3 separate regions of the Homo sapiens genome follow, and regions 2 and 3 are each linked to region 1. The links are chromatin contacts, found by Hi-C or POLR2A ChIA-PET in ENCODE. All regions are on one chromosome and are shown on one strand. The core of a region is the stretch at or near the end of the contact, and the rest is flanking DNA. Distances in the headings are between cores, read along the strand shown.

The links. Hi-C counts contacts between places; a loop is a spot of excess contacts on that map. ChIA-PET counts read pairs that join two places held with the same protein, here RNA polymerase II (POLR2A). Pooled maps may share reads with other maps.
Region 2: a loop to region 1 is called in a pooled map, with 3 times the contacts of the local background. The contact joins the enhancer-like site here to the promoter of SLC25A1 in region 1. A Hi-C loop is called at or near these places in 1 of 168 maps with a recorded cell type or tissue (posterior vena cava) and 3 of 50 pooled maps. POLR2A ChIA-PET finds 5 or more read pairs at or near these places in 1 of 52 experiments (B cell).
Region 3: a pooled map shows a loop between it and region 1 (5-fold over the local background). The contact joins the promoter of USP18 here to the promoter of SLC25A1 in region 1. A Hi-C loop is called at or near these places in 5 of 50 pooled maps. POLR2A ChIA-PET finds 5 or more read pairs at or near these places in 2 of 52 experiments (RWPE1 and activated CD4-positive, alpha-beta T cell).

What each region holds. Positions count from the first base shown.
Region 1 is chr22:19,176,273-19,180,496 of GRCh38, reverse strand. It overlaps SLC25A1 (solute carrier family 25 member 1), which reads left to right and starts at 1,761. Exons shown (of 9, transcript NM_005984.5): 1 at 1,761-1,917; 2 at 2,257-2,364; 3 at 2,456-2,555; 4 at 2,632-2,770; 5 at 3,293-3,377; 6 at 3,547-3,651; 7 at 3,804-3,919; 8 at 4,003-4,076. The coding sequence starts at 1,824. It overlaps CLTCL1 (clathrin heavy chain like 1), which reads left to right. Exons shown (of 33, transcript NM_007098.4): 32 at 259-298; 33 at 528-1,024. The coding sequence ends at 278. RefSeq lists silencers at 1,165-1,264, 1,465-2,544 and an enhancer at 1,716-2,463.
Region 2 is chr22:18,000,486-18,004,709 of GRCh38, reverse strand. The region is part of intron 1 of MICAL3 (microtubule associated monooxygenase, calponin and LIM domain containing 3); the gene reads left to right. Among named protein-coding and RNA genes, the nearest start is that of MIR648, 22 kb to the right of the region's middle. RefSeq lists an enhancer at 2,523-3,219 and silencers at 3,155-3,534, 3,545-3,734, 3,865-3,974. Within about 2 kb of position 2,974, at least 41 of the 41 ENCODE cell types and tissues checked have a DNase peak (open chromatin) inside an H3K27ac peak, as active enhancers do; they include B cell, where a contact is called at or near this core.
Region 3 is chr22:18,147,920-18,152,143 of GRCh38, reverse strand. It overlaps USP18 (ubiquitin specific peptidase 18), which reads right to left and starts at 1,974. Exons shown (of 11, transcript NM_017414.4): 1 at 1,922-1,974. It overlaps LOC124905076 (a long non-coding RNA gene), which reads left to right and starts at 2,930. Exons shown (of 2, transcript XR_007067999.1): 1 at 2,930-3,044. RefSeq lists an enhancer at 1,914-2,233.

The DNA.
Region 1 (4,224 bases), core at 512-3,011:
GAACTACTGCTGTGTCCTGCTGGGCCTGGCCCCTGGACAGCAAGGCTGCTGCTGGTGTGTGCTGGGAGGGGCTTTGCACCTGAGAACCTGCCCAGGGCAGCCTGGCTGTCGAGCAGACTGGAGAGGCTGTGGGGTGCTTGGACACTGTGGGGCAAACACAGGCCTGAGGGTGTGGTGTGAGTGTGCAGCACGCCGGCGGGTCTCCAGCGTCCGGCTGAGTGTGTCCTTCCACCATTAATGTCATTCTGGTTTTTTTAGATTTTGATGGGCATGAATGAGACCCAGCTGATTGCACTAAGTAAGTGTCCCATTTGGAGACTAGCTTATCCTCTAGCCAGGCCAGGTTCTCTGGCTGACCCCACGCTCCTTGCCTCTGGATGCCTGCTCTCTTGGGGCCTCAGCGTCTGGGTGGTAAGGGCTGGTCCTATAGACCCTGCTCCCTGGGCCCCGGGCTACTCAGGGGCAGCCAGGAGAGGACCCCCATGGGCAGGAAGAGCTCTGCTCATTGTGGGCTTCCCCCTCTGCAGGCCCTGCCGTGGGCCCAGCCCCTGCCAGCTTCCCCTATGGATATGCCTCTGCTCCCAACTTCGCCAGCCTCCAATGTACAACTTCCGCGTGTAGTGGGCGTTGTCACCACCCACCCTACCTGCAGAGTTACTAACTTCTCCAAGGAGCATGTCACTCCAGCAGCACAGGGGACGCAATGGGAGGCAGGGACACCTGGACAATATTTATTTTTGCTGAAACCCAATGACGGCAACCTCTGAGCCATCCCAGAGCCTGGGGAGGCCAGGGTAGAGGCTGACGGCGCAAGACCAGCTTTAGCCGACAACAGAGACTGGACTGTGGGCCCTCCTGCTGGAGCCAGGCCTTCCTCCTGGGCGCCTCCGACTGGCTGGAGCTGCCCCCTCCAGGCCAGTTTGAAGACTACATGAACACGTCTTGTTTGGAGGTACCGGACCTCATAAAAGGACTCTCAGCCTCTTGGCAATCATAAATATTAAAGTCGGTTTATCCAGGCAAAGGTGCTCTGCTTGGTGCTGGTATGGGTAGGAGGGACGGGCCAGTTTCCTAGGCCCCGCAGTCCATTAAAGATTTGCTGGGTCCTCTTTGGGGTGTGGGACCTCCGTTGCCCAGACAAGCTGCCTAGGAGAATACAGCCGCTTGCATTTGTGGTCTTTCCTGACCTTGTTCGCTGAGCGCAGAAACTACAACCGGGAAAGGTGTGGGTGGGAACCGGCAGGTGAGGCCCGGCCCGTGGCTGCTGCGGGAGGGGGGCCCGGCGGCGTAGCCCCTTCTCACCGGCCTCCCGCCTCCCGCCTCCAGGTTTGAAACGTTAGAGTTCCTCTGGGACTGGGCTAGCCCCACGTGTTTTCGGGGAGGGTGTGCCCCTGGCCTCCGGGATCCCTGGGGATCCCGCCGCTCTCGACAGTCGCGCAGACCCGAGGCCCGCTATCCCGCGGCGCGGCACACAGTGCACCTTGACCCACTGCTCGGAGCTGGGCCACGGCTCCGCCTCCCGCAGCCCCGCCCCCGTCCCGCCGCTCGCGGTCGCCCAGGGACTCGGCCTCGGCCATTGGCTGCGCTTTGGCCCCGCCCCTACGCCTGCCTCGGCGCGCCCCGCCCAGGCCTCAGTTTCCCGGCCCGCACGGGGCGGGCTGGGGGCGGGGCCTGGCTCGGACCACGCGGGGCGGGACCTGGAGCTGACGCGGCCGCCCCGCCCCTGGGACCATAACCGGCCGCCGCCGCCACCGCGGACCGAGCGCGGAGTTCTGGAGTCTCGGACCCGAAGCCGCCACAGGGCGCCCCGCCTCCCGCCCGCCATGCCCGCGCCCCGCGCCCCGCGCGCTCTGGCGGCCGCCGCGCCCGCGTCCGGGAAGGCCAAGCTGACGCACCCGGGGAAGGCGATCCTGGCAGGTGGGCCCCTCCGGGACGCGGACCCCTCTCCCGCCGCGCTTCTGGGTGGGCCCGGGACGCTGAGGCCCCGCCCCACTTCCGGGTTGGGCCGTGGGCTGGGGAGTCGTGGAGGCGCGGTCCTGGTCCCCACCCGGCGCGCTGGGACTCGCCCGCCTCCCGTCTGTCACCCCCTGCGCCTCGCCGGGACAACGGGGTGAGGGCATGGGGGCGTGGGGCCCCAGCCTATGTTCCCCGCGGCACTGGCGCGGCGGCCGCGCCGACCGAAGTCCGGGACGGGGGAGGGGCCCGAGCGCCAGCGGCCGGGCGGGAGTCTCAGGAGCGGGTTCCCGGTCCCTGCAGGCGGCCTGGCGGGTGGCATCGAGATCTGCATCACCTTCCCCACCGAGTACGTGAAGACGCAGCTGCAGCTGGACGAGCGCTCGCACCCGCCGCGGTACCGGGGCATCGGTGAGGAGGGGGAGGCCGCGGCGCCGCGGGGGGCGGGTACCCAGGGCGGCGGCACCGAGGGCCGTGGGGTCCTGACCGCCCCCTCCCCCAGGGGACTGCGTGCGGCAGACGGTTCGCAGCCATGGCGTCCTGGGCCTGTACCGCGGCCTTAGCTCCCTGCTCTACGGTTCCATCCCCAAGGCGGCCGTCAGGTGAGGCCCGGCCGGTGGCTGCTGCGGGAGGGGGGCTCGGCCGCGGCAGCCCCTCTCACCCGCCTCCCGCCTCCAGGTTTGGAATGTTCGAGTTCCTCAGCAACCACATGCGGGATGCCCAGGGACGGCTGGACAGCACGCGTGGGCTGCTGTGCGGCCTGGGCGCTGGCGTGGCCGAGGCCGTGGTGGTCGTGTGCCCCATGGAGACCATCAAGGTGGGGAAGGTCCTGGCGAGGACCCCGGACACGCAGGGAGTACGGAGACGGGCGGCCCCGCTGGCCCGGTGCTCCCGGGGCAACCGGCAAGCTGGGGAGGGTCTCCTGGACGCCAGGGAAGGCCGGCGGGGTGACCGCGGGGCCCTGGGGCAGGACGCCTGCCACGAAGGGCCACCCGTGGAGGCTGAGTCTATGCTAAAGGCAGCCTTAAAGTCTTTAAAAAATACTTTTATAAAGCAGAAAACAAAATGACACCTTCACTGCCAAAACTGGAAAAGAGCAGCAAACATAAAGGGAGAGGCTGCTCACAGGGCTGCCCTGTGTCCCAGAGCATGGTCCGTGTGGGCTGCCCTGTGTCCCGGGGCATGGTCCGTGTGGGCAGCCCAGGGCGGCCTTGGCTGCACTGCTTCCTGGGGAAGAGTTCCCAGTTCCCTCCACCCTGGATGGGCCCTGGGCCTGCCAGCTAGCCAGGACCCACCCAGGTGGCAGCCGAGAACCTGCGCCTTTGCTTCTCTCTCTCAGGTGAAGTTCATCCACGACCAGACCTCCCCAAACCCCAAGTACAGAGGATTCTTCCACGGGGTTAGGGAGATTGTGCGGGAACAAGGTGAGCCACTCGACCTTCCTGATAGGGCTCAGGGACCTGGGCCAGGGTGGGAAGGGCCTGCACCTCCCATCCTGCCTTGGGCTTTGTGCAACACCCACCCCCCACACACACCAATTCCCAACCGGGGCCTGAGAGGCTGCAGGGTAACCCCGTGCCTGCCTTCCCGCAGGGCTGAAGGGGACGTACCAGGGCCTCACAGCCACTGTCCTGAAGCAGGGCTCGAACCAGGCCATCCGCTTCTTCGTCATGACCTCCCTGCGCAACTGGTACCGAGGTGTGTCTGCATCACAGGGCCCCATCTCTGCACATGGCCAGCTCCTCTCCTCTCCTTGGGGCCACCCCTGGGTGGCGGGCACCCACCTTTTGAAGTGCTGATCCAGGCCCCTCCCGGCACCCTCTGACCCACCTCACCCCTCCTATATCCAGGGGACAACCCCAACAAGCCCATGAACCCTCTGATCACTGGGGTCTTCGGAGCTATTGCAGGCGCAGCCAGTGTCTTTGGAAACACTCCTCTGGATGTGATTAAGACCCGGATGCAGGTGGTGGGGCCGGGAAGGGGAGGGGAAGGGGGGACCAGGCCAGAGCTAGCTGCTGAGCCCCTGCCTGCTGATGTCCCCCATAGGGCCTGGAGGCGCACAAATACCGGAACACGTGGGACTGCGGCTTGCAGATCCTGAAGAAGGAGGGGCTCAAGGCGTGAGTGGGGGAGGGGCAGGGCTATTGTCCCCACCTCAAACCTTTCCCGGCCTACCTGGCCTGCCCACTCTGTCCCCTTCAGGCCTCTGTGCCTCTCACTTCAGTATCTGGGGATTGCCCTGTGCAGGGACACTGTGCTGACCTGCCT
Region 2 (4,224 bases), core at 1,725-4,224, 1.2 Mb after region 1:
ATTGATATGAGGGTGAAGTTAAATAATGCGGGCAAAGCACTTCCCAACAGTACCTAGCACATAGTGAGCACTTAATAAATGTAAGCTGTGGCTGCTGCTGCTGTGGCCATCAGGGAGATAGGGAAATATGTCAATAAGAAATGTATATTGGCCGGGCACGGCGGCTCATGCCTATAATCCCAGCACTTTGGGAGGCCGAGGCGGGTGGATCACCTGAGGTTGGGATTTCAAGACCAGCCTGACCAACATGGAGAAACCCCGTCCCTACTAAAAATACAAAATTAGCTGGGCGTGTTGGCGCATGCCTGTAATCCCAGCTACTCGGGAGGCTGAGGCAGGAGAATCGCTTGAACCCAGGAGGCGGAGTTTGTGGTGAGCCGAGATCATGCACTCCAGCCTGGGCAACAAGAACGAAACTCAGTCTCAAAAGAAAAAGAAAAAAAAAAAAAAGAAATGTATATTGGGGCAGAGAGCATGGACAGTTGGGTTATGGCAAGGCACAGAGTAGAAATGGAAGCTCTGTAAGCTAGCAGCTTCTGGCAATCAATCTGGAAGGCTTCATGGAGGGATGCACTTTCCAGAGCTCTTTGGATTATAGTTGGAAGATGAGTTATCTGGAGGTATTAGAAAGGCTATCCCAGGGGCCAGGCGCAGTGGCTCATGCCTGTAATCCCAGCACTCTGGGAGGCCGAGGCAGGCACATCACAGGGTCAGGAGATCGAGACCATCCTGGCCAACATGGCGAAACCCTGTCTCTACTAAAAATACAAAAATTAGCCAGGTGTGGTGGCAGGTATCTGTGGTCCCAGCTACTTGGGAGGCTGAGGCAGGAGAATCAGTTGAACCCGGGAGGCGGAGGTTGCAGTGAGCTGAGATGGCACCACCGCACTCCAGACTTGCAACACAGCGAGACTCCATCTTAAAAAAAAAAAAATAAAGAAAGGGTATCCCAGACTCCCTGCGTGATTGGAAGCTGGTTGAGTGGCAGTGGGGTGACCAGCTGTTGGGAGGTTGAAAAGTTCTGAACTAAAGAAGATGGAGCTGAAGCTTGGTAGCCAAATTGTAAGCCTAGCAGGCTGGTGTAAAGCTCTAAAACAGAGCAGACCCCAAGGAGTGGTTAGAAAGTCTGAAATTTGGCTTGTAGTGTGGATGAAAGCACAATTGGCCATGTGTGGTTGAATGGTTGTCACAGATTGAGTTAGGGACGAGCACTTTCGCAGCTCTAGGGAGGGGTGAGCAGTGGGGTTTGTTGCTGAAGGCAGGAATTGTGGACAGCTCATTGGGTGAATGAATTATTAATCGAAGTTTTGTCTGATTATGAGAAGGAAGGGAGAAGGAAGAGAAAGGGGTGCTTCCTGGAGAAGTAGAAATTATGAACTACTTGGAGGTGGAGGGCCCCACACATAAGAAGAATATTCTTCTCTAAGAGATGAGGGACCCAGAAAGAAGACAGGATTCATCTTTACCAAAGGTGGGGTTGATACTGTCGCTGAAAGTAGGTGTCAGAAAGTCTATCGACTTTCAACTAAAGTTCTTTTTTTTTTTTTTTTGAGATGGAGTCTTGCTCTGTTGCCCAGGCTGGAGTGCAGTGGTGCAATCTTGGCTCACTGAAAGCTCCGCCTCCCGAGTTCACACCATTATCCTGCCTCAGCCTCCTGAGTAGCTGGGACTACAGGCGCCCACCACCACGCCCAGCTAATTTTGTTTTTGTATCTTTAGTAGAGATGGGGTTTCACCGTGTTATCCAGGATGGTCTGGATCTCCTGACCTCGTGATCTGCCTGCCTTGGCCTCCCAAAGTGCTGGGATTATAGGCGTGAGCCACCGCGCCCAGCCTAAAGTTCTTTAAGATAGTGGATAATGCTCAAAGTTGAAGAATATTTGCAGGTATTGCTATTCCTGTGCAAAGGATGATAGGATCACACATGAAGTGTGTGAAGGCCATCAGACACCAAGTGCATTCCAGTATCCTCATTGGACCAGATGATGAAACTGAGGCCGAGGGTTGTACTTACCTGCTCAAGGTCATACAAGATATATTTGGTTCAATTCGCTCTATATTTTCGTTTTCTTTTTTTTAGACAGAGGCTCACTCTGTTGTCCAGGCTGGAGTGCAATGGCACGATCTGGGCTCAGTTCAACCTCCGCCTCCTGGGTTCAAGCGATTCTCCTGCCTCAGCCTCCTAAGTAGCTGAGATTACAGACGCGCGCCACCATGCCTGGCTATTTTTTGTATTTTTAGTAGAGACGGGGTTTCACCATGTTGGTAAGGCCGGCCTCGAGCTCCTGACCTTGTGATCTGCTCGCCTCGGCCTCCCTCCCAAAGTGCTGGGATTACAGGCGTGTGCCACCGCGCCCGCCCTCTGCTCTATATTTTCTCTTAGCGCCCTCCTCCAAAAATTTGAAATTCCCCCTAACCTCTTTGCTTCCCAACTAGAATGAAAATCCTAGTTTCATTTTGCGGCAACTAAGAGCAACAAACAAGTCTCCTTTATTATTATTTTTTCTTTCTTTAGATGGAGTCTCGCTCTGTTGCCCAGGCTGTAGTGCAGTGGCACCATCTCGGCTCACTGCAACTTCCGCCTCCCGGGTTCAAGTGATTCTCCTGCCTCAGCCTCCAGAGTAGCTGGGACTACAGGCCCGTGCAACCACGCCCGGCTAATTTTTGTATTTTCAGTAGAGTCAGGGTTTCATCATGTTGGCCCGGCTGGTCTTGAACTCTTGACCTCAAGTGATCCGCATGCCTCGGCTCCCCAAAGTGTTGGGATTACAGGCGTTAGCCACCGCGCCCGGCCAACAAGTCCCCTTTAAATACATCCTCTCTTCTCTCCGGGGGCAGGCTTTGATATGCCCACCGGGTTTCTCCATTGGCCACTTCATGTGGCTTCTCGCCCCTTCCAAGATTCCCAACCAATCAGTTCTTTCCCGTCTCCCGTTGGGCTTTGAGGAATGTACCATATGGATCCTGCAGGGGGACGGAGAGGACGAAGGGCGTGGCGACAGCTTATTTCTTTGCCTTTTGCACATATCCCGTGAGATTCTGGCAAGACTGAGCGTGCAAGTAGCAATGGAGTCCCTGAGGACGGGGGCCGCTTGCCAGTTTTCGAGGTGTACTGAGATATCTCGCCCCCGAGGCTGGGGTCCCGTGGTCCGGCCCGAGGGCCACAACCCCCGCCCTTCCATGTGCCCGCCCATCCCCCGGCTGCGCCGCTTCTCCGGCTGCTACCTACCGCGCCGGACGCTCGGGCTGCGGAACAGGGCGGCACTGGCCCGCCACAGCGACGCCGGCGCCGAGGGACACCGCAGTATGAGGCAGAGGTAAGAACGGGGCTTCGGGACTCCGACCCGCGCCAACCGTCCCCGGGGAGCCGCATCCTGCTCGCGCCCGAGCTCGGGGTCTCGGGCACCGGGCTGGTTCCGGCGGGCGGTTCTGGAGCGGGTGGCCCCGCGAGCGGACGCGCGCCGAGCCTCCCGCCCGGGCAGTGCCGAAGCCGGGAGCCGCCGCGGCGCGGGCGCCTCCTTCCGGCTGCGCTTATAACCCTGCGTCCGGCCGGCGGGGCGCGAGGAAGCCCCCGCCTCGCGTTCCCGTGTGGTCACCTCCCGCCGGAGGATGCGTGGCCAGGTGCGCCGGCTGGTCCTGAGTTCCGGGGCAGCAGGCGCGGGGAAGCGCGGGGAGGCTGCCCGCTTCAGGCGGGAGGCGGAGGGTGGGGGCTTAGCCCGGCTCTGGGTGCGGGGTCGGGGGGTGCTTTTTGGGGCGGGGGAGGTCTCTGTCTTTACCGGAGTCCGCAGGCTCCGGGCCGAGGCTCCGCCGGGTCCTGCCTCCGCGGCCTGGCCCTCGGGGCCTCCCCGTCCCGCTGCCCCGGCCTGGAGCTAGCGTGCGCCAAGCGTGGGCTCCTGCGACCCTGGCAGGTAGGTGGCCGAGAGGACCCCGGCGCGCCTTTCCGTTTGTGGGGGCGGTGGGCGCGGCCGGGCGATCGCAGCCGCCTTCGCCTCTAGTCTCAGTGATGCCCCTTCCCTGGCTGCCTTCCGAGGGGACCGCGCTTTTGGAGGTCTCCGGGGCACATGGGAAATTCCCAGCTAAGAAACCATCTTGAGGAGCCCTACACGGAACCGGGCTTGCCTGGCCTAGCAGAAAGCCAGCCGCAGCGAGACCCTCCGCCTGGCATGCGGCACTGGTGAGCCGCCACCCCGCTTGCTCAGTAGGTAGCCGGGACGAAGGGGTCTG
Region 3 (4,224 bases), core at 725-3,224, 1.0 Mb after region 1:
TGGCAACCACAATTGTAGACCGCAGTCTCGATGACGTGTTCACATTATTTTGCATTTCTTTTTTCTTTTTTTATTTTTATTTTTATTTTTGAGACGGAGTCTCCCTCTGTCGCCCAGGCTGGAGTGCAGTGGCCGGATCTTGGCTCACTGCAAGCTCCGCCTCCCAGGTTCACGCCATTCTCCTGCCTCAGCCTCCCGAGTAGTTGGGACTACAGGCGCCTGCCGCCACGCCCAGCTAATATTTTTTATTTTTAGTAGATGGGTTTGCACCGTGTTAGCTAGGATGGTCTTGATCTCCTGACCTCGTGATCCACCTGCCTCGGCCTCCCAAATTGCTGGGATTACAGGCGTGAGCCACCGCGCCCGGCCTATTTTGCATTTCTTGAGTAATCGTAATATGCGGGTTAGAACACACGGATTACAACACTTTGGATGAAAAACCACATAATAGGGAAATTTTGGGACTACTCTCTCTCAAAAAAAAAAACAGCTCGTGGAAAAACTAGGACTTACCTTCTTTGAAACTATGTTTATGTTAAGCATTTTCCCCTTTGTAAGCTCATCATTGTGTAAAAGTGTCAGAACTGTGCAACACATTTTTTAACAGTCCAAAAGCAAGTTCTTTGATAAATCAATATGAAGCCGTGCACCTGTGTTACTCTCCCTCCCGTTTTGTTCCTGCGAACACATCGGTAACCTGCATTCACTCTCCATCCAACTCTGTTCAATACCAGAAAGAAACTTCAGATGAAATGCTTTTCAGTATTTGCCTTGTTTTCTGGAACAACTTTAAAGTACAAATTATACCTAAATAAGTACAAATTAAAGCCTCTGCTTTAATTTTCAAACACTTTGAACCCAGATTTTCAGGGGTCTCAAAATGGAGTTTTGTGTTTAAAAGTCTAAATTTAGCTTTCTTCCAAGGAAAAGGGTGTGAAGAAGAGAGGTTAAGACTAAAATACTCTGATTTGCAGAGTTTGACAACATCCTTCCAATTTCTCAATATGAATGCCCACTGACCCAGCCATTCCACTTCTAGGAATTTTCCACCGATATATTTGTATGAATGTATACATAAAATTATATTCATTGCCGTATCTGTGCCAGTAAAAACTGGAAACAACCTAAATCTCCATGCATTGTTTAAACAATGTACTTCCCATACCATGTATCAGGTTTTTTTGTTTGTTTGTTTGAGACAGTTTCGCTCTGTCGCCCAGGCTGGAGTGCAACGGTGCGATCTCGGCTCACCGCAACCTCCGCTCCCGGGTTCAAGCGATTCTCCTGCCTCAGCCTCCCGAGTAGCTGGGATTACAGGCATGCGCCACCACGCCAGGCTAATTTTGTATTTTTAGTAGAGACGGGGTTTCTCCATGTCTGTAACTCCTGACCTCAGGTGATCCTCCCTCCTCGATCTCCCAAAGTGCTGGGATTACAGGCGTGAGCCACCGTACCCGGCCGAATCAGTTTTTTGTTTTATTTTTAATGCCATTAACACATCTATATGTCCTGCCATGAAAAGATGTCCATAATATACTCAGTGGACAAAGCAAGTTCGAAATGATTTTAAAGACTTGTACATAGAAACATTTCTGATAAGGTACAAACAAAAATGATACTGAGTGGAAGACTGCGAGACACATTTGTCTGCATTGTTTGAATTTTTTTACAAGCTTACAACACTTCTGCAATTTCTTTTTTTGTTTTAATTAAACACAAAGTCATGTCAAAAGTCCAAATAACTATATTAGCTTAGAAAAAAATTCACTGGCCCAAAATATATGCACGTAGTAAATACAGATCACTATCATAATTTGCAGAGCACAATTATTACTTAATTCCTTAATTATCTGACTGGCATAGGAGCAGAGTTGGATGTCTGTGCTAGAAAGAAAACTTCCAAAATGAGCCCCGAACTTGCCTCAAGCGCCATGCAAGCGTCCAGCCTCCGCTGCTGAGTTCCACGTCGGGACTGAGCCGGGGACCGAGCTGGGACCGAAGTTCCGCTCCGGGCCCGCCTTGGTCTGGCCCCGCGCTCGTGGCACCCCGCCCAGCTTTCGTTTTCCACTGAATGGAAAGCGAAACTTACAGCGGCCTCCGCGCCGGGAGCTGGGCGCCAGCGTGCGGGGAAACCCTGCCGGCCCGAGCTTCCCGCGGCTGCCGTTGCAGCCGCGCACCTGCTCCAGACTTCCAGCCCTCGCTTTTTTTTTTTTTTTTTTTTTTTGAGACGGAGTCTCATTCTGTCGTCCAGGCTGGAGTGCGGTTGCGCTGTCTCGGTTCACTGCAAACTCCGCCTCCTGGGTTCAAGCGATTCTCCTGCCTCAGGCTCCGGAGTAGCTGGGATTACAGGCATGCGCCACCACTCCTGGCTAATTTTTGTATTTTAGTAGCGATGGGGTTCCGCCATGCTGGCCAGGCTGGTCTCAGGTGATCCGCCCGCCTCCTAAAGTGCTGGGATTACAGGTGTGGGCCACCGCGCCCGACCTACAGGCGCCTTTTTATTTGCGATTTTAAGGTCCTTGCAATTAGCCTACGTGTTAGAGTCATTTGGCGTTTGGTAGTATCCATGGCAGCATTTTTTCTTTCTTAATGCTATTGTATTTCTTGGATCGGGTGTCTTCACATCACCGGCCTGTGGCTTGGATGCGGCACATGGTGTAATTAGGAGCTCCCCTGTGGGCATGCAGATACAGATATTTCTCCACTTAAGAAGGGGTCAGGGGGCGCGGTGGCTCACACCTGTAATCCCAGCACTTTGGGATGCTGAGGCAGGCGGATCACCTGAGGTCAGGAGTTCGAGACCAGCCTGACCAACATAGTGAAACCCCATCTCTACTAAAAGTACAAAAATTAGCTCGGCGTGGTGGCGCTTAATCCCAGCTACTTAAGAGGCTGAGGCAGGAGAATAACTTGAACCCAAGAAGCGGAGGTTGCAGTGAGCAGAGATCGACAAGAGCAAGACTCCGTCTAAAAAAAAAAAAAAAAAATGGGGTCAAGTCCCAGTGAACCCATCATGAAGTCGAAACATCGTAAGTGAAACCACGGTAAGTGATGGACCATCTGTGTATATATAAGGTTAAGAGATCTGTAACATGCACACCGGAAAGGCTTATTACCTCTTTAGAGATGTATTTCTTGTATGTAGACTCATGGGGGTAGGGGCAGAAGGGTTATCTGCTAGGGGCCTCAAACTCCAGCCGCTGGAATTTGCGCAGGAAAGCAGGGTACAATTCCCCCAAAGCGATCATTCTTTCTGAAAGCCGTCCCCGCAGCAACAGACAAATAGCCTCCAAAAACCCAAAGCTGCCAGAACCTCACTGAAGCGTTGGTAGGGTCTGCAGTAAGGTACAAAATACCATGGCATGAAGATGTATAAACGTGTCCATAATAGGGTGGATGTGTGTTAGAAGCATGAGCACAGATATACACATACAGGCTATCCACACGTCCATCGTCAGCCCAGACTCCGCTTACATTGCTGCTGGAACGGAGGCAGTGTCGCCCACAGTGCAGCATGTTCTCCCTGGAAGGCTGGTGGACTTTGCGCAGTATGGTGTTTACACAGGTACACGGTGGTGGGCGCAGGGTCCGTCCTCATTATATTTGCTGACCAATCAGTTATATAACCAGCTTCATACATCTGGTAAGTCTTGTCCACAAACAGGAACCTCAAAAACTCAAGTGAGGGCAATGAGGAGAGGAGGTTGCAAAATTTGATAAAATATGCTAAATACAGCAAGTCAGTAGAAGGCTAAGGAGCAAGCTGCAGTTGCTTGCAGCAACTATCAGCAGAAAACTATTAATAGTCAATCCAATGATTCTATCTGAATCTTGGTAGGTCGGTGGAGCAAAGTAATTGGTGTTGCTGCCCCAGTGCAGAATGGACAAGGGTGAACCTTGGGTTGGAGGCTGGACTATATAATGTAAGGATCCATTACACTTCTATGGGGCTCTTCCTTCCGTCCTTCATGGTACCCTCCTGAACAATTCCGTGCTAAGGCCATCAGGTGTGTCAAGCAAAGTGGGCGTTTGTGTAGTATGTTCCACAGTGGCCCAAGCAGGGTGCTGGACTGGAGCAGGTTGAGGAGGGTGGCAGCACAGTGGGGCTGCCCAGCACAATGTCAGACACAAATGGGTGCTGGTGCAGCCCGGCCCAGGGTCACAGCCCAAGCAATTTGAAGATGTGGCACATCCCGGTATTGGAGTGGCCCAGTGTGTGGTGTC